Regions from separate parts of the Homo sapiens genome. Here all the other regions are linked to region 1. The links are chromatin loops, found by intact Hi-C in ENCODE. Cell type or tissue: CD4-positive, alpha-beta T cell. All regions are shown on one strand. Each heading gives the region's core, and the rest is flanking DNA. Links, peaks and the distances in the headings are about the cores only.

Evidence for each region. Hi-C counts contacts between places; a loop is a spot of excess contacts. Peaks named below come from ENCODE experiments on the same cell type or tissue, not always from the same donor. Only the 100,000 strongest peaks of a DNase experiment are listed, where the experiment ranks them.
Region 2: a loop joins it to region 1, with 2.0 times the contacts of the local background. A loop is called at or near these places in 2 of 110 quality-filtered maps.
Region 3: it touches region 1 in a loop (2.6-fold over the local background); 2 of 110 quality-filtered maps call a loop at or near these places.
Region 4: a loop joins it to region 1, with 5 times the contacts of the local background. A loop is called at or near these places in 2 of 110 quality-filtered maps.

What each region holds. Positions count from the first base shown.
Region 1 is chr16:4,690,731-4,696,664 of GRCh38, reverse strand. NUDT16L1 (nudix hydrolase 16 like 1) reads right to left here and starts at 3,103. Exons shown (of 3, transcript NM_032349.4): 1 at 2,786-3,103; 2 at 2,427-2,687; 3 at 821-1,707. The coding sequence starts at 2,938. The coding sequence ends at 1,486. It overlaps MGRN1 (mahogunin ring finger 1), which reads right to left. Exons shown (of 17, transcript NM_015246.4): 17 at 5,693-5,934. It overlaps ANKS3 (ankyrin repeat and sterile alpha motif domain containing 3), which reads left to right. Exons shown (of 18, transcript NM_133450.4): 18 at 1-154. RefSeq lists enhancers at 1,073-1,573, 2,176-2,683, 2,684-3,191, 3,443-3,532 and silencers at 2,283-2,782, 2,893-3,252, 5,915-5,934. In CD4-positive, alpha-beta T cell, for the core only: no CTCF peak of the experiment used is centred there; DNase peaks (open chromatin) are centred at 1,764, 2,474, 3,794 and 4,554; H3K4me3 peaks cover 2,444 bases; H3K27ac peaks cover 826 bases.
Region 2 is chr16:4,422,467-4,428,400 of GRCh38, reverse strand. It overlaps DNAJA3 (DnaJ heat shock protein family (Hsp40) member A3), which reads right to left and starts at 2,533. Exons shown (of 12, transcript NM_005147.6): 1 at 2,309-2,533. The coding sequence starts at 2,519. LOC124903635 (a long non-coding RNA gene) reads left to right here and starts at 2,612. Exons shown (of 3, transcript XR_007064963.1): 1 at 2,612-2,923. In CD4-positive, alpha-beta T cell, for the core only: no CTCF peak of the experiment used is centred there; DNase peaks (open chromatin) are centred at 2,590, 2,880 and 3,417; H3K4me3 peaks cover 2,059 bases; H3K27ac peaks cover 1,823 bases.
Region 3 is chr16:5,031,516-5,037,449 of GRCh38, reverse strand. NAGPA (N-acetylglucosamine-1-phosphodiester alpha-N-acetylglucosaminidase) reads left to right here and starts at 3,515. Exons shown (of 10, transcript NM_016256.4): 1 at 3,515-3,621; 2 at 3,722-4,177; 3 at 5,566-5,705. The coding sequence starts at 3,536. It overlaps NAGPA-AS1 (NAGPA antisense RNA 1), which reads right to left and starts at 3,748. Exons shown (of 2, transcript NR_038913.1): 1 at 3,389-3,748. RefSeq lists enhancers at 3,404-3,583, 3,777-4,278. In CD4-positive, alpha-beta T cell, for the core only: no CTCF peak of the experiment used is centred there; DNase peaks (open chromatin) are centred at 3,499 and 3,779; H3K4me3 peaks cover 1,632 bases; H3K27ac peaks cover 744 bases.
Region 4 is chr16:5,089,327-5,095,260 of GRCh38, reverse strand. It overlaps EEF2KMT (eukaryotic elongation factor 2 lysine methyltransferase), which reads left to right. Exons shown (of 8, transcript NM_201400.4): 3 at 1,697-1,777; 4 at 3,366-3,467; 5 at 4,696-4,829; 6 at 4,912-5,177. Among named protein-coding and RNA genes, the nearest start is that of EEF2KMT, 5.5 kb to the left of the region's middle. RefSeq lists enhancers at 4,503-5,003, 5,004-5,504. In CD4-positive, alpha-beta T cell, for the core only: CTCF peaks have their summits at 2,573 and 2,775 (motif pointing right); a DNase peak (open chromatin) is centred at 2,820.

The sequences.
Region 1 (5,934 bases), core at 430-5,429:
TTCATGGGCTGCCCTGGCCCATACCAGGCAGGGCCCTGGGGGGAAAGTGTATCCATATACACGCACAGGTGCCAACTGAGGTGGGACCTTAGGAATGAGGACTGGGGCACCTGGAAAATGCCATTTTTTGGAAAATAAAATTTAAGAACAGCTAGTGAAGGGCTCAGTTCTGGTCACATGACATGAGGCACTGGCCAATGCAGCAACCCTGACTGCCCTGTCCTCTGCTGTTCAGGGGTGTGTCTTTTGCTCCTGGAGCCCAGACAACTCAAGATAAGGCTTTGAGAGCCAAGAACATCCCCAGCCCGCCGTAGCACAGGGCCTCCCCCGGGACATGCTGCTCTCACACCGAGCTCTGAGATGGAGCTGGGCACACTGCCTCCCTCACCGGGCCAGGCATGGGCTGTGCAAATTTTCTGACGATGCCGCTGGAGTCTTTCCAGATGTGGGGCTGTAGGAGACCACGAGGGATGGCTCTGCTGCTGTCCTTCTGCACAGTAAGCCTGCACTTCTACACCATCCCCTGGAGCTGCTTGCAGACAGTGGGGAATGGTGGGTTTGCAAAGCAAAGCAGGTCAGCCCAGGTGCAGCCAGGGCCACCAGGATCAGGAAGGGGAGCCTGCCCTGAAGGTCTCGGCCCAGACGCCCCAACCTGGCTGATGGGCACAGCATTCATGCTGGGAGTGCCCCCAGTAAACACTGGGGAACAAACGTGCCCCTGGCTGGGGCAGCTCCTCCCTCCCCCACCTAGGGCAGGGGGCCTGAGCTGGTTCCATCCAGAACCAAAACAAACACACAGGGCAGCTGAGAAACACACAGAGCAGCTGCGGAGCGACTTTATTGTCTTCTCCTTCGACAGCTTCGTTGTACATAGCTGGGCCCCCGAGGCCCTGACTGTCCCTGGGAACCAAGCCACGTGGGGTGAAGCTACTTTGAAACCTCACCCACAGTTCACACGTGGTGAAAGAGAAAATCTAGCAAAGTAAATCCAACAACAACCCAAATTAACAGTATTATTAACTTCCTACCCCAAGCTGGCTCTCCCCCAGGCCCTGAACTGGCTCAGGAAGGAGGCAGGAATGAGCTGACCGAGACAAGGCATCCTCCACCCACACATCCCATCTTCTGAGTGGTCCCAGAGCTGTGCGCCACCCCTGTGGGACAATCAGGCACTCCTGGGTCTCTACCAGCTGTGATGAGACGTACAAGAGGAGGGTCTGAGCCCAGAATAAACAAGAGCATCCTGAGGCTGGAGAGGCAGGCCCAGTGTGCCCGGACCACCCTGCTCTGCCTGAGAGGATGGGCTGGGTTCCAGCTGGCCCGGCCGCCACCTAGTGACTGCTTGGGACAGTGGAGATGATGACAGGATGCCCACTCGCCCTAGGCAGTCAGAAGCGGGGTACACACAAACACTCTAGAAGCCACACTTAGCAGGAATTCCCAGTCTTCCGGCCCAGGGGAGGGTGCCACCAGCTCAGGCAGCCCTCAAGAGGAGGCCGGGAGCAACTTCTCCAGGGCCTTCTTCTGCTTCTCGGTGGCTGCAGCCAGGGCCTCAACCAGCTTCTCCTCGGGCATCATGTTGAGCACCTTGAGGGCAAAGAGGAGCTGGCACTTAGCCGTGCTCACGAAGGCGTTGCTCAGGAAGTTGGGGAAGCCTCCGACTCGGTCCTTCTGGGTGTACAGCGGGACCCGCACGAGGCCCAGCACCTGCGCAGACAGGAGGTAGGGGTTGGGGCCAGGCCTGCCACACAATGGCACCTCCAGCAGGAGGGGCCTGGAAGCTATGAGGCCAGGGTATGAGCAGCCAGCTTTGCCAAGGACTTAATGGGAGACCCACGCAGGGCCTGGCAGAAGCCAGCCAGCTCCCTCGGAGCAGTGCAGCCCCCTCCTCCCCAAGCAAGTGTGGAGGCTGACCCCATGCACTCCCCCCCCTCGTACCCAGGCCACCCCACCCCGGGGTCCGCACCCCATGCTCCCCCCGTCCACCCAACGAAGCCTGAACACCCGCAGTCCAGCCCTTCCAGACCACAAAGTACAAATCCCAAGAGCCTTCACGCCCAACATGAGGTTCCCAAGTTTTACAACCCCCGCTGTGCTCAAGTTTCCCAACTCCCCAAGCAATCCCCGCTCCTCCCCCATCCCTTCCTCCCCACCGATCCCACTCCCCCACTCCCAGGATTGGCAATGGCAGGCAGCAAGGCGGATGTAACACAGCCCTGAGGGAGCCCCAGCGCCGGCCCCCACCCCCGCCCCTCCTTTCCCGGCCTCCCAGCCCCAGACCCCTCTCCCCACCCCATTGCTGGAGACAGCGACACCCGACCCAGCCCGGCCAGGGGACCCTCAGGAGACGTGTTACCCATCGGTGCCTTCCACGGGGCCAGAGCCAAACCCCGGGGCGGGGGGCGGGGCCCGGGCGGCGGCCCCACCTCCAGGCCGTGGTCGCGCGAGTGCACCGCGCTGATCTCCACGGCGTGCAGCTGCTCCAGCGTCAGCTGCCGCGCGTACAGGTGCGCCACGACGCGGTGTGGGCCCTCGGTCAGGTGCGAGCTCAGGTAGTCGGCCTCGGTGAGGCGCAGGCAGCCCAGGCCCAGGCCCAGCACCCGGTTCAGGCCGTCCTCCAGCGACCAGAAGCGCCGGTCCACGAAGCCCCCGGGGAAGCCCAGCAGCCCGTCGAAACGCATCTGCATCTGCAAGGGAGCGCGGGTCACAGCCGCGGGGTCGACGGACGCCCCCGCCCGGGCCCGCCCGCGCCGGCACCCTCGCCCGCGCCCTCGCCCGTCCTCACCAGCACCGAGAAGCGCATGGGGATGCGGCCGAAGAGCTGCCCAGGGTTGGCGGCGTACAGCATGGCGTGGCACGAGTGGCTCCAGCCCGGCCCTAGGCGCATCGCCTCCACCCGGCTGATCTGCTTCAGCTCCGGAACCGCCGCCGTCGACATCTTGGCACTGACCCCGTCCCCGCCGCTGCCACTTAAGAGCATGCGCGAGCCCGCCCCCGCCGTGCCTCGCCAATCCGCGGGCGGCCGCGCCCCCGGGTCCGGTTCCCCCGCCAATCGCCGGCGCGCCCCGGGACCGAGCCCCTCGCAGCGCCGCGGTGCGTCGTCGAGAGGTGCTGCGGGCGGTGTGCAAAGGAGGGCGGTGCGCGTCAGCCGTCACCCAATAGTCGCACACCCTGGGCGGCGGCCCCGCCTCCGACGGGAGAGCCTAGACGACTGGTCGGTGCCGTGGTGGCTCAAGGTTGACATTGTGGGCGACGAACATCTTCCTTGGCGCCCCAAAGCGGACAGCCGAAATTCCCTGCGGTTTCTCCACCCTCGATGGCGCCGATCCCCTTGCGCCCACCCGTTTCTCCCCAGGAGGCCGACCCGGCCCGCATGGCCCCGTCCATCCGCAATGGCACCCTTGGCACGACCACACGAGCCAGAGATGCCCCGGAGCCTTGCTCCGCCAGCGCCACCGGACCCAAGCCCGGAGGGAGATGGCCTTCGCCTGCCATGCACGACAGCTGTCCCGACCTAGCCACCCTGCTGGCAGGCTCGATCCAGGACAGCACGGGGAGCAGGGCTTGGCAGGGCTTGAGTGCCCCAGTCCCCGAGTCCACGCTGGGTCAGGGCGGACGACCGGGAGCTCTGGGGCTCTGTGGACCCAGCTTGCTGGGCAGAAAGTGACTTAAATTCCGGGGCTGGACCTTTCCAGCATCCTCCAAGCCGGGCACCCTGTGCCAGGTACTGTGGGGGGAAGAGGGGTTTCCCCAATTTACGATGAGGAACTTGGAGCTCAGAGAGGGACATAACTTGCCTAAGTACAACTGGCAGTTGATGACAGAGGCAGAATCCCGATTCCACAAGGGCCTGAGGTACTTACCACTTACCTTGTGTTTGTACTGGAGATGTCTCTGGGGCTCAGAAGCATCCGAAACAGCCCAAGGCAGAGCGAGGTGCCCTGAACTCCATGATGGCAAGGCTCACCTCACCAGCAGCAGGGCCCAGGGCCACTTTCCTCCCCACCAGGGGAATGGATTTGCTGAGCACATGAACCCCCCTGCCTGCACTCACAGCATGGGTGCCCAGGGCTGGGGCACAGCCTCGGGAGAGCCGTGCAGTGAGGCCGAGCTCGCTGGCACAGAGAAGGCTGCCTTCAGTGGAGGCAGGCAGGAGAAGAGAGAGGGAGAGGGTGGGCATTGGAAACTCACCTGTTAGGTCCGTGGTGGCCTCAGATGTGGAGAATAAGGACCCAGAGAGGGCACCTCTCTCTCCTCCTGTGGCCACCAGTGGGTCAGGGGTCACATGGGACAGCTGCAAGCAGCAGGGGAAGTCCAGATTCCAGAGTGAGCGACCATGTGAGAAGGCGAGAGGGCAGCGAGGGGAAGGGTCCTCTCACCCAAAGAGGGCCCCACCCCTAGGCAGCCAAGCCCAGCCAGCGCCCAGGGCCCGTGGGACGCAGGGGCAGAGGAGGAGAGGCTCCCCTTGCTGCAGCCCCTCCCCGAGACCAGACATCAATACAAGCGCTGGCTCTTCTGGGAGGTACAGAGGGGGAGCCCATCTGGCCCATGCAAGCACCCGTCTGACACCCTGGGCACCCCTCTACCCACACTGGGATGGGGCCAGACCCAGGCAGGTCAGAGCAGCTGCAGGGCCCATGGGTGGCAGCCTTCTCGGGGCAGGGACTGATGGGCTAGAACACGGGCTTTCCCTCCACCCTCACAGTCTTCAAAGAAGGGCCATGGTGGCAGCTTGACCTGCACGCAAAGGAGCTGGGGCCCTGAGTGGTAGGCAGTGGTGTGGTGGGTGCCCTGGGGCACTGGCCACTCCCTGGGCAGGGGAGCGGGGGCTGTGCAGAGGCCTGGGGCCGGGCTCCAGCCTGCGAGCCCACAACCATGGGCAGCTAGACCTGCTCCCACCGTCCGGCCTCCACACGCCAGCCGCAGGGTGCTAGCACTGCTTCTCCGCTTGGAAGCCTGTTTTTAAAACTGACTCCCCCTTATAAAAACACTCCAGCAGCCCCTACAAGCTCTTCAGTATCTATCCAGCACCCTTCACTCCAGCCAGGGGCTCCGTCCCCAGGGGACACATCAGGCTCACTCCTGCCACCTGGAACACTCTTCCAGGGCCAGCTCCTCCTCAGCCCTCAGGGCTGTTTAAGTCTCCTCAGAGAGGCCCTCCCTGCCACCCGGTTAAATGAGACCTTGTACGGGTTCATCTCACCACCATGCTGACTTTCTTCCTAATAGTAACCAAACCTGGCAGGATTCTGATTAGCTGCTGGGCATCTCACTGCCTGGAAGGCAGGCGCCCGGGGCCAGGGCCGGGGCCTCAGCTCTTCTGCCTCCACTGACGCACAGCAGGTGCTCAGCAAATGCCTTGAGATGATCAGGACTAGAGATGGGGACCGGAGCGACTACTCACAAACCTGGAGGCCCTGGGCTCCCCAACCACCTGTTCACGAGAGAGCCCAATCTGGAGGGTGTGGCTTCCCTCCAACCAGACAACTAGCCCTGACAGGGATGGCTGGGAGCTGCCCGTTCTCGTTAGCCCTCACCTTGCTCACTGCCCTGACCCCAGAGGGAAGCCAGGCAGAGGCCGTGGAGCTGCCACGGTGCGGGAGCCACCGCCAACCACCCAGCGGCAAAACTCCGGGTCAGGAAACAGCCACAATCCTGAGGGCTGCACCCGGAGGAAGGAGCAGACAGGATATTGCTGCATGATTTTATTACTATAAATATACAGTAAAAACGAACCAACGATGAGCCCATCTGAGCACATCAGACGGCAGCACATGGGAGTCCCAGCGGGCCACTCTGCGGCCCGAACTTCACGCAAAGCTCTGGCACCAGGACTGATGGCCAGAGGCTGGGGCCTTGGTGGGGGCGGGGGGCGGGCGGTGCAGGGGGCTGTGTGTGTTGTTGGGGAGAGGTGCATGGGGGGAGAGAGGTGCT
Region 2 (5,934 bases), core at 494-5,493, 270 kb after region 1:
GGCCACTTTTGCTCATGTTGAAAAATCTAGCCTGGCATGGTGGCACACACCTATAAGCCCAGCATCTTGGGAGGCTGAAGTGAGCCAGGATCACATCACTGCAATTTGGCCTGGGCAACAGAGCAAGAGTCCATCTCAAAATAAAAATAAGGCCGGTCGCGGTGGCTCAAGCCTGTAATTCCAGCACTTTGGGAGGCTGAGGCGGGTGGATCACAAGTTCAGGAGATCGAGACCATCTTGGCTAACACGGTGAAACCCTGTCTCTACTAAAAATACAAAAAATTAGCTGGGCGTGGTGGCGGGCGCCTGTAGTCCCAGCTACTCAGAAGGCTGAGGCAGGAGAATGGCGTGAACCCGGGAGGCGGAGCTTGCAGTGAGCTGAGATAGCGCCACTGCACTCCAGCCTGGGCAACACAGCGAGACTCCGTCTCAAAAAAAAAAAAAATTCATTCTGTTGGCCAGGTGCAGTGGCTGATGCCTGTAACCCCAGCACTTTGGGAAGCTGAAGCAAGGGAATCACTTTAGCCCAGCCTGGGTAACATGGTGAAACCCCATCTACAGAAAACTAGCTGGGTGTGGTGGTGCATGCCTGTAGTCCCAGCTACTCAGGAGGCTGAGGATGGAGGATCGATTGAACCTGGGAGGTCAAGGTTGCACTGAGTTGTAATTGTGCCTCTGCACCAGTCTGGGCAACAGGAGGCCCTGTCTTAAAAAATAATTAAATACATAAATAATCATTCTCTTAACCAAACACACATCCAATCTCTTTGTTCTCTGCCATCTCCTCAGTGCCCAGAACAGTGGCTGGCATACAATTGGCCTCAATTAACACCTGTGAATGAATGAATTTTCAGACAGGTGCTCGAAGGGGTTAAATAATACACCCCGCTCACAGACGCTGGGGAAGTTCACCCCTGAAGCCCAGGCTCTTTTCTTTACATTGCATGAAGTAACCACAATTACTGATACTTTAATGATTGTCTACTATGTAACTATTACAAACTGGATTGCAACAGGAAGTTAGTTGGTATAAATTATCTTGTCAGGGCCCTTTAATTAATCTTTATAAATTTATAGATAGCTTAAATACCATTTGCACAAATTCTAGAGGACACAAAACTAGCACAATTCAGGTACGTACAACACACAGCACAAAACACACGGCATAAGAAAAGAAGGCTAAGCAGGGCACGGTGGTTCACGCCTGTAATCCCAGCACTTTGGGAAGCCAAGGGGAGGCGGATCACCTGAGGTCTGGAGTTTGAGACCAGCCTGGCCAACATGGCGAAATCCCGTCTCTATTAAAGATACAAAAATTGGCCAGGCGTGGTGGCGCATGCCTCTAGTTCCAGCTACTGGGGAGGCTGAGGCAGGATAATCTCTTGAACCCAGGAGTCGGAGGTTGCAGTGAGTCGAGATTGAGCCACTGCACTCCGGCCTGGGCAACAGAGCAAGATTCAGTTTCAAAAAAAAAAAGAAAAGAAAAGAAAAGAAAACATGACTAAGCACTTCAAGGCTTAATGTATAATTCAGTGTCATCTCAGGCAATGATATCAAGCCTCCACCTCCTTGTGACATTTATAAGTGGTTTAACATCTAAGCCTCAGTATCTTTATAAAATGGAATAACAGTGCCTATCATGTGGAAATGTGATGTAAGGGGAAAACCATGCCTGGCCAACAGTAAGTGCTCAATAAATGTCTGACTGTGTTATTATTACAATCACCAACTAAAGACTTCTAAAAAGATTGTTAACTGTGCCCTTCAATTAGCACCACGTGGTAGAAAGAGCGTAAACTATGACATGACTGCTTTGGGTTTGAGACAACTCTTCTAGTCTAACTCCATGACCTTGGGCTGGTCGATTCCTCCGTTGAATCTCAGTTTCTCATTCTTTAAAATGGTGATGACGGCAGGCATCTTGCAGGGTTGTTGTAACAAAGTACCTAGGCCTCTCCGAATGGCAGTTAGCTCTTCCCTTCCGCTACGGGCTAGAAGGTGGAGAGATGGGAAAGGAAGAGGACGAGGGAGCAGCGGCCTCCAGAAATGTTGACAGAGAGGTGAAGGTTCACGATCTACGGGGCGTTTCATCACCGCCGCCGGGGGCTCCACGCTTCTCTCCCTTCCTTGACGGCTGAGCAGCCACTGGGGCCTCCCCGCCTCCTGCCTGTCTGTGTCTCCGGCAATTGTGCATCCGCGTCGGAAGACACCCTCCACCCCACTACCCCTGCAGCCGTAGTCACAGCGAGGAGACTCACTCTTTTCTAGGCCCTGAAACCGCCACTCGGAAGTTGGAACCTGCCCTCACCTGTAAGGCTGACACCAGGTCTCAATGTCAGCAGCGCTCGGGGGCCGCAAGAGGTCAGGGAAGACGCAAAGGCGGGGACGCTCAGCTTGCGGCTCAGCCATGCCCCCACCACGCCCTCCCTGGGCGGCCGGGCCCCTCTACCCGATATAGCCGGCAGCCGCGGGGTCCCCACAACCACCAGCAACCAGCGTGTGGAGCACCGCGCAGCCATCTTGGCCCGGGGACTCTGCGCCTGCGCCGCCCGGCTCTAGGTGGGCCTCGCGGGAACGGCGGGCGCGCGTAGAGGCGCATGCGTCGCGCACGCGCAGGCGCACCGTACGCGTAGCCGCAGCCAACGCGCCTTCCGGGTAGCCATCGCCGAAACGGGGTTTGCTCTGAAGAGTGTTGTTAGGTAGACTCGCCGTGCAGAACCTCGCTATTCTGTGCTAGACAACCAATGGGTGTACGTTATCGGTGTAAGGACGTGGTTGAATGTAGCCGAACTTAAGTGGTCCGAGGGGTCTGGCTAAGGGCGAGACTACAAGTCCCAGCATACAACGCGGTCCTCCGTCGCGCCGCTCCCAGCATGTAGTGCGTGGTTTCCTCCTGCTGACCCTGAGACTTACGACGAATTGCGTGAGTTTTACTCATGCCGTCTCCGCGCGCTTCTAGTAAATCTTCGTCGCCACCCTCAGAATCCTGGCCGCAGTCTCACTGTCTCTTAGGCTGATTCCCCACCCGCCTCCTCTAACAAGACTCAGTTCTCCTTTTTTTCTTTTTTTTTTTTTTGACAGAGAGTCTCGCTCTGTCGCCAGGCTGGAGTGCAGTGGCGCGATCTCAACTCACTGCAACCTCCTCCTCCCGGGTTCAAGCAATTCTCTGCCTCAGTCTCCCGAGTAGCAGGGATTACAGGCGCGCGCCACCGCGCCCGGCTAATTTTTTTGTATTTTTAGTAGAGACGGGGTTTCACCATCTTGGCCAGGCTGGGTCTTGAACTCCTGACCTCGTGATCCACCCGTCTCGGCCTCCCAGAGTGCTGGGATTACAGGCGAGAGCCACCGCGCCGACCTCAGCTCTCTCCTTAAGCGTGTTAGCCTTCTCCAAACCTGCAGTGAACTTGCTGGTTCCGAATGGGAGCCGTGCTGCCCAAAAACTAAATTAGTAAAACTTGTGAGCGCCTACTGTGTGTCATGCATGTTCTAGAATATCGGGGATACAGTGATGCCTGATACACCATCCCTGTTCGGGAGGAGCAAACAATGACTCGAGAGAGGCTCCTTAGCAACTAACAATGTTAAATGCTATCACAGGAATAAGCACTGTTACAGTCATACAAGGTGAAGGAGTCATTCCATTTCTAAAATGGGAGAGAGGAAGTTTGGGATGTCAGGGCTTCTAAGAGGTAAGATTCAAACTGAACATCGATGAAAAGTGTGTCAGGTAGGGATGGAGTATTCCAAGTAGCCTGAACTTAAGAAACAAATGTCTAAGATATGAAAGTGTTTGCCTTCTTTGCTTAAACCCTAAATTTAAGAGTATGTGATGAGGCCGGTCGCGGTGACTCACGCCTGTAATTCCAGCATTTTGGGAGGCCGAGGTGCCGGCGGATCACGAGGTCAGGAGTGCCAGACCAGCCTGGCCAACATGGTGAAACCCCGTCTCTACGAAAAATACAAAAATTAGCCAGTCATGGTAGCACGCACCTGTAATCCCAGCTCCTCGGGAGGCTGAGGCAGGAGACTCGCTTGAACCCAGGAGGCGGAGGTTGCAGTGAGCCAAGATCGCGCCACTGCACTCCAGCCTGGGCAAGAGAAACTCCATCTCAAAAAAAAAAAAAAAAAGAAAAGAAGTGGTGGCCGGGCGCAGTGGCTCACGCCTGTAATCCCAGCACTTTGGGAGGCCGAGGCGGGCGGATCACCTGAGGTCCGGAGTTCGAGACCAGCCTGACCAACATGGAGAAACCCCGTCTCTACTAAAAATACAAAATTAGCCGGGCGTGGTGGCGCATGCCTGTAATCCCAGCTACTCCGGAGGCTGAGGCAGGAGAATGGCTTGAACCCGGAAGGTGGAGGTTGCAGTGAGCCGAGATCACGCCATTGCACTCCAGCCTGGGCAAAAAGAGCGAAACTCTGTCTCAAAAAAAAAAAGTATGTGATGAGATGAGGCTAGGAAGGGAGACCTGACCTGGTTAGTCTTGCAAAGGACTTTCAATTTTCACACTCCCACCATCATAACCACCTCAAGCAATGGGGAAAAAACCTGAGGATTCTTGTTTGGATTTAAAACAAACTGTGCTCATAAATCTTCACCCCCATCCCCAAAGCCTGGGAATCTGTGCTACTCCCCCTCCCCGCTACTCCCAGCATTGTACACCAAATTTTTGTGTACGTGGATGTTAATTTGGGTAGATACCCATAGCTTTCGTCAAATTCTCCACAGGCATTGAGACTCGAAGATTAAAAACCACCGGTCCTGCCAGGCACGGTGGCTCACGCCTGTAATCCCAGCACTCTGGGAGGCTGAGGCAGGCGGATCACCTAAGGTCAGCAGTTCGAGACTAGCCTGACCAACATGGAGAAACCCTGTCTCTACTAAAAATACAAAATTAGCTGGATGTGGTGGCGCATGCCTGTAATCCCAGCTACTCGGGAAGCTGAGGCAGGAGAATTGCTTGAACCCAGGAGGCGGAGGTTGCGGTGAGCCGAGATCGCGCCATTGCACTCCAGCCTGGGCAACAAGAGTGAAACTCCCTCTCAAAAAAAAATAATAATAATAAATAAATAAATAAAACCACCAGTCCTTTGAAGAACAGTGACCAAGCTATTGTAAATTGCAAGTAATAGTTGGAGAGAGTTTGGGCTACGGAATGGGGAGGACTGAGATGAACAAGGGTGTTGGGAGGTGAGCAAGAGTTCCTTTAATACATTCAGCAAATACTTAAATGACCAGCATAGTGATGAAGAGTATGGGTTCTGGGCCAGGCACAATGGCTCACGCCTGTAATCCCAGCACTCTGGGAGGCTGAGGCGGGCGGATCACCTGAGGTCAGGAGTTCAAGACCAGCCTGGCCAACACGATGAAACCCTGTCTCTACTAAAAATACAAAAATTAGCCGGGAATGGTGGCAGGCGCCTGTAATCCCAGCTACTCGGGAGGCTGAGGCAGGAGAATTGCTTGAACCCGGGAGGCGGAGGTTGCAGTGAGCTGAGATAGTGCCACTGTACTCCAGCCTGGGTGACAGAGTGAGACTTTGTCTCAAAAAAAAAAGATACGGGTTCTGACTGGGCGCGGTGGCTCATGCCTGTAATCCCAGCGCTCTGGGAGGCCGAGGAGGGCAGATCACAGCGTCAGGAGTTCAAGACCAGTCTGGCCAACATAGTTAAACCCCGTCTCTACTAAAAATACAAAAATTAGCCAGGTATGGTGGCACATGCCTGTATTTCCAGCTACTGGGGAGGCTGAGGCAGGAAAATCGCTTGAACCCAGAAGGCAGAGGTTGCAGTGAACCAAGATCGCGCCACTGCACTCCAGCCTGGGCAACAAGATCAAAACTCCGTCTCAAACAAAAAAAGAGTATGGGTTCTGTGGCCAGGCGCGGTGGCTCACACCTGTAATCCTAGCATTTTGGGAGGCTGAGGCGGGCGGAT
Region 3 (5,934 bases), core at 633-5,632, 340 kb before region 1:
AGGCTGAGGTGGGAGGACTGCTTGAGCCCAAGAAGTCGAGGCTGCAGTGAGCGATGATTGCACCACTGTACTCCAGTCTGGGCAACAGAATGGGATCCTGTCTCTAAATAATAATAGAATTACATAACAAAACTTTTTTGGGTGATAAAAAAAATCCTAAAACTGGATAATGGTGATGCTGGAATATCGCTGTGCATTTACTACAAATCATTGCATTGTACACTTAGGAGAATTTTACAGTATGTAAATTTTATCTTAATAAAGTTTAAAAAAAAACCTTCCAATGGCTTACTATTTCACTTTGGCTGAAATCCATACTCATTTCCCTGGATCCCTGCATGTACGATCTGGCCTTGCCTTGGCCCTCCCACTTCAACCCTGCTCACCACCTCCAACCCCTCCCCCACGGCCCTCCTCTCCCACCAGGTGGCTCTTCCTGCTGCACCTCCCAAGCTGTTTCCCACTTCAGGCTCTGGCCCAGATCTGCACACAGCCGCATCTTTTCTTTCCTTCAATCACAGTCTAAAGGGGCTTGGAGAGGCTTCCCTGCCACACCTGCAACATCCTTCTCTCGCAGTCCTGCCCTTTGCTTCTTGCATTCATCACATAACTGTTTCATGTCTGTTTCCCCTTGAAAAGCTAAGCTCCATGAAGGCAGGGATCAGCTGCAACGGAGCACATACGAGGTGCTCAGCCTGTTGAACACACAAATGATGGTAGAACTCAAATGAGGATGCTAAGAGGGGACAAAAGTATTCCAGGCTGAAGAGCAAAAAAGAAAACCCTTGGCTTCTTAGCAGCTTTGGCTAGAACTGTGGATATGGGCTGCTCTGTTCAAATGCAGAATTTCTGTGGCACCCGTTATGTGCTTAGAAAAACTTGGCAAAGGAGTAGCAAACCTCAAAGTAGGGAGAAAACCAAAGTCAGAACTTGCCAAAGACTGCCTGTTCCTGCAACTCCTAACTGAGGCAGAAAAAAAGAGCGCTTCCGGAGGCAGGGAGTAGGCGTCAGGCCTGGGCTCCTCTGCTGGTTATTTTTAGCAGCCCAATGCAAAGCTCAGAAAGATATACTCCCTTCACATCAATATATTGGTCATTTAAGCCTCTAGGAGGAGCAGTCATTTTGTACATGGTTAAAGTGAACTAGGAGCGTCAGAGCTGTTCCCGGGACCCCTTTGAGGTCCCTGAATTGTATTAGTTTCCAAAAGCAAGGCATCAGCATGGCCATGTTCTCTGTCAAAGCTCAAGAGTCTCTCCCACGCCTCTCTCCTAGCTCTTGGTGGCTGCTAGCCTTCTTTGCATTCTTTGACTTATGACTGCATCAGTCCAATCTCTGCCTGTGTTCATATGAGCTTCTTTCCTCTGTGTGTATTTGTGTCTTTTACAAGAACACCAGTCAGATTGGATTCAGGGCCCACCCTACTCCAGAATGACCTCATCTTAACTAATTACATCTGCAAAGACCCAATTTCCAAACAAGTTCACATTCTGAGGTTCTGGTAAGGACATGAGTTTGGGGGGACACTCTCTAACTGAGTTCACTAACCCTCACCGTGGACTGGCTCAAAGGAGCAGTGGCTCAAAGAGGGGCCTGAGATCAAGCACCAGAAGTGCTGACTGTGGATGAAAAGGGGCTGGCCTGGCCCCTATCTGTGTCCCCCCATACCTGTGGTAGTGAGGGAGAAGGAAAAGAAAAATCCGTTGGGGAAAATTCTGACCTCAGAAGTGGCCTGCCTGAAAAGTCATAGAAACTGGCAAAAATAAAGCAACCTGGGAAAAAACTCAGGCTGGACCTGCACGGAGATAAGCAGACAGGGTCCAGCGCAGAAGCCCTTTGTTCTTTGCATAATTAGCAGGCTCCCGGGAAAAAGTTTCCTCTCCTTTTCAGGCATATACACAGTGGGCTCCATGGAAACCGGCACAGGGAGGAGGGGGCCTTATCTAAAACAAACCCACAGTTACACAAACAAGAGAAGCAGCGATTTGCACTTGCCTAGAGACATACCCACAGCTGCATAACATAAGGGGAGCTGCACAGGCAGTTTTACTGGTAAGAAGTTACTCAGTTACCAGGAGGAGAGCAGTGTCCTATAAAAGTTTTTTGCGGCCAGGCACAGTGGCTCACGCCTGTAATCCCAGCACTTTGGGAGGCGGAAGGAGGCGGATCACCTGAGGTCAGGAGTTTGAAACCAGCCTGGCCAACATGGTAAAATTTCGTCTCTACCCAAAATACAAAAATTAGCAGGGCGCAGTGACGTGTGCCTGTAATCCCAGCTACTCGGGAGGCTGAGGCAGGAGAATCATTTGAACCCAGGAGGCAGAGGTTGTTGAGGTTGCAGTGAGCCAAGATCGCACCATTGCACTCCAGCCTGGGTGACAAGAGCAAAACTCTGTCTTAAAAAAAAAAAAAAAAAAAGCTTTTTGCATTCAGCTGTAACCCGACAATCCACTCGGACTCCCGTCTCCACTTTGGAGAGCTTTCTTCTTTCCCTTATTAAACGTTCGCTCCAACCCCACCCTTGTGTCCACGCTCCTTAGTTTTCTTGGAGGTAGGACAAAGAACCCCGGGACTAGTTCAGACAAGGAGAAACTGCTATATTAAGGTGCACTGGCAAGACCGCAACAGTATCAAGCCAATTAGACTTGCCGTGGCTCCTGGAATGGCCCACGCACTGCACTGGCACCAAGACACCACCCAACCCTGGACACTGCACTGGGACAGGAGGCCTGAAGAGAAGAATCCTCTCAAAGGAAGCTTGAAGTACATGCTACAAAATAAACTGGCTTCTATACTCAGGGCCAGCTTCATGGGCTCACTCAGAAGGTCCCTGGCTTGCTGCAACCATTTGCTCTGACCATCTTGAAATTCTTAATAGTTTTCTGGGTTTTTTAGTAAGTGTCCCCACGTTTTCATTTTGCATTGAGTCACACAAATCATGTAGCTGGGCTGTCTTCAAAAATGTCAAGGTAGTAAAAGACAAAAGGCTGAGGAGCCTTCCAGATGAAGAGATCAAAGAGACATGACAACTAAAAGCAACTCCTGGGTTACAGGGTCAGGGGCGGACAAAAAGGAAAAGAAAAAAAAAGACATTAGAGGGACAATTGAAGGTTAGCTGTGGATGACATCACAGAAATGTCAATGGGAGTTGTCCTAATGATATTTGCCCTGTGGTTAAGAAAATGCCCTTGTTCTTAGGAGATTCATGGCGAGGTATGGGGTAAAGGATCATGACATCTGCAATTTGGTTGCCATTGGTTCAGGAAAAAAAAAAAACAAAGTACAAATGATTGAGTAAATCAGGCAAGCCTAAACCACTGCTAAACATGAATAACAGTTCTACGAGAGTTCTTTATGCTCTCCTTGCAACTTCCTGTAGGTTTGAGATTACCTGGAGATAAAAAGTTAACATCACCAGCACCGCCCGCCAGCCCGCCAGCCGAAAAGAGCGCAGGTAATTCAGTCCGAGCTGAAAGCGGCCACCCTGGGACTTGAGTCACGTGAGGCGAGCCCACATGACCCGAGGCCCCGGTCCAATATGGCGACCTCCACGGGTCGCTGGCTTCTCCTCCGGCTTGCACTATTCGGCTTCCTCTGGGAAGCGTCCGGCGGCCTCGACTCGGGGTGAGTGCAGCTCCCTGGGCCAGCCTGGTTCGGGGGGTCCCCCCTGTCCTCCGAGCTCACGAGGACAGCCCCCTGAGCTCACGGCCGCCCGTCCCCGCAGGGCCTCCCGCGACGACGACTTGCTACTGCCCTATCCACGCGCGCGCGCGCGCCTCCCCCGGGACTGCACACGGGTGCGCGCCGGCAACCGCGAGCACGAGAGTTGGCCTCCGCCTCCCGCGACTCCCGGCGCCGGCGGTCTGGCCGTGCGCACCTTCGTGTCGCACTTCAGGGACCGCGCGGTGGCCGGCCACCTGACGCGGGCCGTTGAGCCCCTGCGCACCTTCTCGGTGCTGGAGCCCGGTGGACCCGGCGGCTGCGCGGCGAGACGACGCGCCACCGTGGAGGAGACGGCGCGGGCGGCCGACTGCCGTGTCGCCCAGAACGGCGGCTTCTTCCGCATGAACTCGGGCGAGTGCCTGGGGAACGTGGTGAGCGACGAGCGGCGGGTGAGCAGCTCCGGGGGGCTGCAGAACGCGCAGTTCGGGATCCGCCGCGACGGGACCCTGGTCACCGGGTGAGGAGGCAGGGAGCCCCGTGCTGTCGAGGGCAGAGGGCCTGAGATTTGGGTTGTAGCCGTGCCTCCGTGTTCAAGTCACTTAACCAAGCTGAGCCCCTGTTTCCTCCTCTGCAGAATGGGGATAGGAATCGCTTCCTTGCAGAGTTTATTCATCATCCAGTATCATTGAGCACTTGCTTGTATCAGGCAATGTGCCGCGCCCCGGTGAGATAGCCGTGAACAACACAGTCTTTGCCTTAACAGCCCTCCCCCATTACTAGAAAAATCAACAAAAGCCGGGTAAATAGCTAACATACATTCTGATTGCTGTGTGTGCAGCAAAGCAACCAACGGGGTGAACCCGTTGTAAATAGTGTTGATTTTAGGGAGGGTGATCTGGAACACGCCTCTCCGAGGTGACCTTTGAGTGGGAACTTGAAGATGAATCACTAAGTGAGCCAAGGTCAGAACTGGAGGAAGAGCGTTTCAGTCCAAAGGAACCCCACGCACAAAGGCTCAGAGGCTCAGGGGGGCTTGTGTGTATGAGGGACTGAAAAAGGAGTGGGGTGTCAGAAACATCAACTCATCAAGACTGATGATTTTTTTTTTTTTGAGACAGAGTCTTGCTCTGTTGCCCAGGATGGAGGGCAGTGGCATGATACCGGCTCACTGCAACCTCTGCCTCCCGGGTTCAAGCGATTCTCCTGCCTCAGCCTCTGGAGTAGCTGGGACTACGGACGTGTGCCACCACGCCCGGCTGATTTTTGTATTTTTAGTAGAGACGGGATGGGGTGGGGAACGGGGGAGTGGGTTCACCATATTGGCCTGGCCGGTCTCGAACTCCTGACCTCAAGTGATCCACCCACCTCAGCCTCCCAAAGTGCTGGGATGACAGGTGTGAGCCACCACGCCCTGGCAAGATTGATGATTTGAATTATTTAAAATTATCTTAAAAATTATTTGAGTCTCAAAAAAAAAGTATTTGTTGATGATAAAGCTTGTTCTGATCCTGAGTGGGACCAGGTGGGAGAGAGCAGTGGAGAAACAAGGAAGCCAATGAAGGGCCGTAACAGGGATCAAGTGGTAGTTGGGCTGGGTATGGCCTGGGGATTGAGGGCCATAGATGGATTTGAGCTCTGTTGGGGGATGGTCATTTCTGTTAAATGAAACAGACTGTTTGCAAAGGCTTGTGGGGATTGTATTGTCAGAACCCTGTCCAGCTTCAGCTCTGACAACAGGGAGATTCCTAGGGCTGTTAAGTTGTCCCAGCTACACTCAGGCCCCAGGAGGTTCCTGGGGCATGAGGGGGAATCTAGCAGCCAGGTTGGGATGGCTAGGGAGAAAGAGCCTGACTATCTGCAGTTGCCCCTGCTGGTGAGTGAGCTTCCCACCTTCCCCGGATCCAGGTACCTGTCTGAGGAGGAGGTGCTGGACACTGAGAACCCATTTGTGCAGCTGCTGAGTGGGGTCGTGTGGCTGATTCGTAATGGAAGCATCTACATCAACGAGAGCCAAGCCACAGAGTGTGACGAGACACAGGAGACAGGTTGGATGGGGAGGCTGTTGGCAACAACCCTCTCGAGAACCAGGACCAGTGGGCTGGGCGGAGCTGTTCTTAAGTCTTTCAACAAGTATTGAGCAGCTACTTTGTGCCCAGCACTATTCTGGGTACTGGGGATTCATGGGGAGGAAGATAGGCTTATATTGAATATATAGGACAAAAAATAGTTATAGAATATGCTGAAAAGAATTGATAAGTGCTCAGAAACAAAAAT
Region 4 (5,934 bases), core at 556-5,555, 400 kb before region 1:
ACTTAGACAAAGACTTCAGAATATACAAAAACCTGCAATGAGAGGGGGGAATCTAGGGAATGTTTTTTAAACCATCCACAGCAAAAACAGAGATGACAGGTGCAAAACAGCTTCTAGCATTTGGTTGATGTTCAGAGACTTTCTTTTTTGCTTTCATGAGGCCTGTCCTGCCCACTCCTGTCTCCTCTAGACCTAAATGGGCCCTTGCTTTGCCCAGGGTGGGGTTTGGACTCAAGTGCATCTGCCTGCAGGTGAGAGGCAGGATCACCACCCGGCCCAGCCACAGCCTGACCTTGGCCTTGAGGGCCAAGTGCAGATCACCCTGCATCCTGGGTCTTCACGTTCGAAGGGCCATGAGCCCTTCTGAAAAGACCAAGCAATAGACTCCCTCGCAGAAAGAAGTGCACCAGAAGAATACATTTTCCATACAAACTCAGGAGGCAGATATCCTCCACCCCCACCCACCCAGCCCATCCTAGGAGCCCCGGTGAAGAATTCCTGTGCTAGAGGTGAACCAAGATTATCCATGTGGAAAAGATACAGCCACAGCAGGGAAAACTTTCGGGGCAATACCAGGGCTTCGAGCATGGAGATACCTGAAGTTATCTCGCACCCTGCTCTGAGTTTCACCCTGAGCCTCACTCTCGTAGGTGGTGAAGCATGAAATGTAGGGAGAGCTGCTTTAAAACCCAGCACAAGGCTGGGTGCACTGGCTCACACCTGTAATCCCAGGACTTTGGGAGGCTGAGGTGGACAGATCACCTAAGGTCAGGAGTTCCAGACCAGCCTAGCCAACATGGCAAAAACCCATCTCTACTAAAAATACAAAAATTAGCTGGGCGTGGTGGTACATGCCTATAGTCCCAGCTACTCAGGAGGCTGAGGCAGGAGAATCGCTTGAACCCAGGAGGCAGAGGCTGCAGTGAGCCAAGATCGGGCCACTGCACTCCAGCCTGGGCAACAGGGCGAGACTCTGTGTCAGAATAAATGAAAAACCAGCACCAGCCTGAAGAGCCTGTGTATTGCGTGGGGTACTTTGCTGCCCTTGGGCAGAATCTGCATCCCTCCCAGCCAGCAGGCACTGTGGACCGTCTCCTCCCTCTCCCTCCAGGCTCCTGTTTTCCCGCCGTCCCCACTCCTGCTGCACCAGTCCCTCTGCCCTCCTTTCCAAGTGCCAGGCTGTGGCCACCTCAGAGCTTGCACCAGCTGTTCCCACTGCCTAGAACTTGCTCATCCTGCATTTGGCTTCTCTGGGCTTTAGCTGGAGTGTCACCCGGAGCGTCCCGTCCCCTCCATCCTGTCCCCAGGGACACACACTCCAAGAGAGCAGTTGCCGAGTGGGCCTTCCCGCCTCTTCCATAGAGCCAGACCGTTGGCGACTGTCCTTACTGCAAACCCTGGTTCACACTGGCTCCCCTGGGAGGGAGGCGGTTTGGGCCCACATGCCCTGTGTTCCTGCTCAGAATGGGCGTTAGAAATGCTGCCATAGCCTGTGCCACTGCAGTGGAAGCATTTTTAGGAAACAGCTTATATCTTAAGACAAACTTCAGATGCATGGGGCCAAAACGCTGTGTCCATCTACATCTTTGCTGAGGGATCGGGTAGCCTGGAGTTTGCCCTCTGCTGTGTTGGCTTGAAGCTCATAGGAGACTTAAGACGGGCTCTCGAGCAACCAACGTTCTGTCCTTTGCCGTAGACTGTGAAGCATCCTGTGTGTGTGAAGCACCCGCCGTCCGTCAAATATGCCCGGTGCTTTCTCTCAGAACTCATCAAAAAGGTCAGTTATGGGCAGTGTCCGCCCAGTAGCCGGACAGCATAGCCACCTGCGTGCTGGAGCCCCCGTCCTTCCCAGGCCCTGGGCCTGCTTTGCAAACCCCAGCATGGCAGGGGCCTCCCCAGGCAACTGGCTGCAGCCACATGTGACCCATGGGAGACAGTGCAGGGCGGGAAGAAGGGGAGGCCAGCATCTCTCCCTCACTCTGCCTCCTGGGGTTTCCACGGCAGCTGCTCCTCTGGGGCCCCAGCTCCTAGCATATGGATTCTCATTCCTACCAGGCTGGCCCAGCCCACAGCACTGGAACCCTCACCCGCACCCTCTGTCCTGCCCGCTGAAGGGTTTGGAGTTTCCTGCTCTTGTCCGTCTCTGGGTTGCCCCACAGGCCCCTGTTGGAAGATTTAGCTCTTGCCATACCTTCGGAACTAGTTCCTCTGGTGAATTCTCTGCATTAATCCTGCTGGAATGAGCTCTTTCCTGACTGATAAAGGATGAATTTTATTTTTTACTTATTTATTTATTTTTTTGAGACAGAGTCTCACTGTGTTGCCCAGGCTGGATTACCGTGACACAATCTCGGCTCCCTGAAACCTCTGCCTCCTGGGTTCAAGCAACTGTCATGCCAGCCTCCTAAGAAGCTGGGACTACAGGCACACGCCACCATGCCTGGCTAATTTTTTATTTTTAATAGAGACAGAGTTTCACCATGTTGGCCAGGCTGGTCTCGAACTCCTGACCTCAGGTGATCCGCCTGCCTCGGCCTCCCAAAGTGCTGGGATTACAGGCATGAGCCACCGCACCTGGCCTAGGATGGATTTTAAAGATGCGCCCGAACATGCAGGGTTTGACATGAGGATGTCGAGAGGCCTCCTCAGTAGGCAGTAGCAGACCTGCTGAGTGAAAGAGCCACACTTTTAGCAAATAAACAATCCCCTGCTTCTCCAATACCTGCTTTCTCCCTAGTCCTCCCCAGAAGCATGCATCTGTGGTCACCAGCAGGTCTGCCCTGTGCCACCAGGAGAGGGCAGCAGTCACCCAGTGTACTCTGCTGCTGCCCTGTGAATCATAGGACGGGGCCAGCTGTGGAGAAGCGGCCTGCTGACAGCCACAGCCTGCAGCATGGGCCGCCCTCACACTTCTGCCTGGGCTCACTTAAAAGCACCTTTTGTTTTCCTCCTCTCTGTGTTTGATCCAAACACGGCTCTCTATCATGGTCACCTGGCAACTCTCACGGAATCCTTGTCTCCTGCCCTAGACTACACCTAACCCTACCCTCCCAACACCTCTGGTTCAAGGCCCTCCCATCCAGGTTTCCCTACCAAGTGAATTTTTTTTTTTAGAGACAAGGTCTCTGTTGCCCAGGCTGTCCTCGAACTCCTGGGCTCAAGCAGTCCTCCCATGTCAGCCTCTAGAGTAGCTGGGACTATTCGGCACACACCACCAAGCCCAACGAAGTGAATATTTTATATGGCAGCTGGCCGGTATTATACCATTCCATCGCAAATCTCCCCTCCAAACTTGGTGAAAATCATCTGGCCATTTTTACAGATTAGAACGAAAGCAAACAAGCTCTCACTCTGTCTGCCCCCAGCACGAGGCTGTCCACACAGAGCCTTTGGACGAGCTGTATGAAGCGCTGGCGGAGACCCTGATGGCCAAGGAGTCCACCCAGGGCCACCGGAGCTATTTGCTGGTATGAGAAGGGCACCCTCCTCCCCCTCACAGCCCAGATACCCTTCCTGCACAGACAAAGTGAAAACGTGGGTGTGGGTTCAAATCCTGACTCACCCATTCTACAGTCTTAGACATGAGGTCCGTCAACCTTCTTTAGCCTCAGTTTCCCTGTCTGTAAATCAGGCACTTCAACAACAACAGCATGTCTCGTGGAGTTGTTGGGCACTTATCCAATAGGTGACACACACTACCTGCTTCACAAGGACCTGGTGCCCAGTCCTCAAAGAATACTTGACAGGGCTGGGCGTGGTGGCTCACGCCTGTAATCCCAGCGCTTTGGGAGGCCGAAGTGGTTGCATCTGAGGTCAGGAGTTCGAGACCAACCTGGCCAATATGGTGAAACCCTGTCTCTACTAAAAATACAAAAATCAGGCCGGGCGTGGTGGCTCATGCCTGTAATCCCAGCATTTTGGGAGGCTGAGGCGGGGGGATCACCTGAGGTCAGGAGTTTGAGACCAGCCTGGCCAACATGGTGAAACTCCATCTTTACTAAAAATACAAAAATTAGCGGGGTGTGGTAGTGGGCACCTGTAATCCCAGCTACTAGGGAGGCTGAGGCAGGAGAATCTCTTCAACCCAGGAGGTGGAGGTTGTAGTGAGCCAAGATCATGCTATTGCACTCCAGCCTGGGCAACGAGAGCAAATCTCTGTCTCAAAAAAAAGTACAAAAAGTAGCCGGACATGGTGGCACACGCCTGTATTCGCAGCTACCTGGGCGGCTGAGGCAGGAGAATTGCTTGAACCCAGGAGGCAGAGGTTGCAGTGAGCCAAGATCGTGCCACTGACTCCAGCCTGGGTGACAGAGCTCAAAAAAAAATAAGATAAAACATAGATACAGAAAACCACAAAGGAAAAACAGCATATTGAATCATCACAAGGCAGCCACCCCTTCATAGCCACACCTGTCCCCTGGCCACCACTGACATGTGTTCCATCGCCAGAATTCCGTTGTCTCAGGAAGGTTCGATGAATGGAATCCTGTGTGGCCTGAGATGAGTGTCTTTCACACCGCGTGACACCCTTGAGGCCCGTGAAAGCTGTTGGCATGCCAACAGTTAGCTGCTTCTCATTGCTGAGTGGCGATTGGTCCTGTCATGGTTTATTCAGCCATGTGGTGGGGCTACTTGTCTTCTAAGCCACTTGCCTTCTGATCGCTGGACTGACTCTCTCGCCTTCTCTTGGTGCAGCCCTCGGGAGGCTCGGTCACACTCTCCGAGAGCACGGCCATCATCTCCTACGGTACCACAGGCCTGGTCACATGGGACGCCGCCCTCTACCTTGCAGAATGGGCCATCGAGAACCCGGCAGTCTTCACTAACAGGTGACCTCGGGGCGCAGGGCAGGGCACCGAGGCAGGCTTACCCTGGTGCAGTCGCAGACACGGTCCCCTTTCCTCCCGCCAGGACTGTCCTAGAGCTTGGCAGTGGTGCTGGCCTCACAGGCCTGGCCATCTGCAAGATGTGCCGCCCCCGGGCATACATCTTCAGCGACTGTCACAGCCGGGTCCTTGAGCAGCTCCGAGGGAATGTCCTTCTCAATGGCCTCTCATTAGAGGCAGACATCACTGCCAAGTTAGACAGCCCCAGGGTGACAGTGGCCCAGCTGGACTGGGACGTCGCGACGGTCCATCAGCTCTCTGCCTTCCAGCCAGATGTTGTCATTGCAGCAGGTAATGCCCAGCCCCGGGCACCCTGTGCAGGTGGTGTCCTTGCAGCTCTACCCAGCTCTTGGCTCTGGGAAAAGGGAACAATGGACGCTGTCGGGCATGGACATGATGGGGCTTCCAGAAGAGTTACTCTGGGCCTCCAGGGTGACATCACAGGACAGGGGTGCCTCTTAAGGTGACCTTCAACCCACAGCCCTCTTTTTGGAGACAGGCATACTCCCGTTCCAGTCGTTACCACATGGCTCTGTCCCAGAGCCATGCCCTGTGTCCTTCAGAGACCACAGGAGGAAAACAACCACTTCTGGGACGAAGACAGGGCCCTTGAGAGAAGGTGGTGTTTGGCTGGGCCACCGAAAACCCCTCACCCCTGCCAGCACACTCAGTCCCCTCTCTGGTGGAACAGAGCTCTGCCTGTGGTCCTAGGTCCCAGCCCTGAAACCCACAGGTCCAGCGGTGGCCAGGGACACAAGCCCACCCCTGCAAGCCAGCAGACAAATCAGCAGATGCCTGAAACATGAAGTTCATGGCAGGGTCAGGCTTTGTGTCATTCAAAGCCCTCTAGATAGGCCAAGAACCAGAGCTGGTTTTTTAAGGAACACCAGTGAGTCTGGAGATTTTTTTCTTTTGCTTCGGTCTTTTGCAGCTTTCTCTACTAAGGGTTCTCCTTTTTCACCCAAGTAATTGCCTTTCCATCTAATGGCCCAAATGGTCAAATGGCATCTACTAGTCTCATATGACCGCTGCCTCTCTGGCCTCGCCC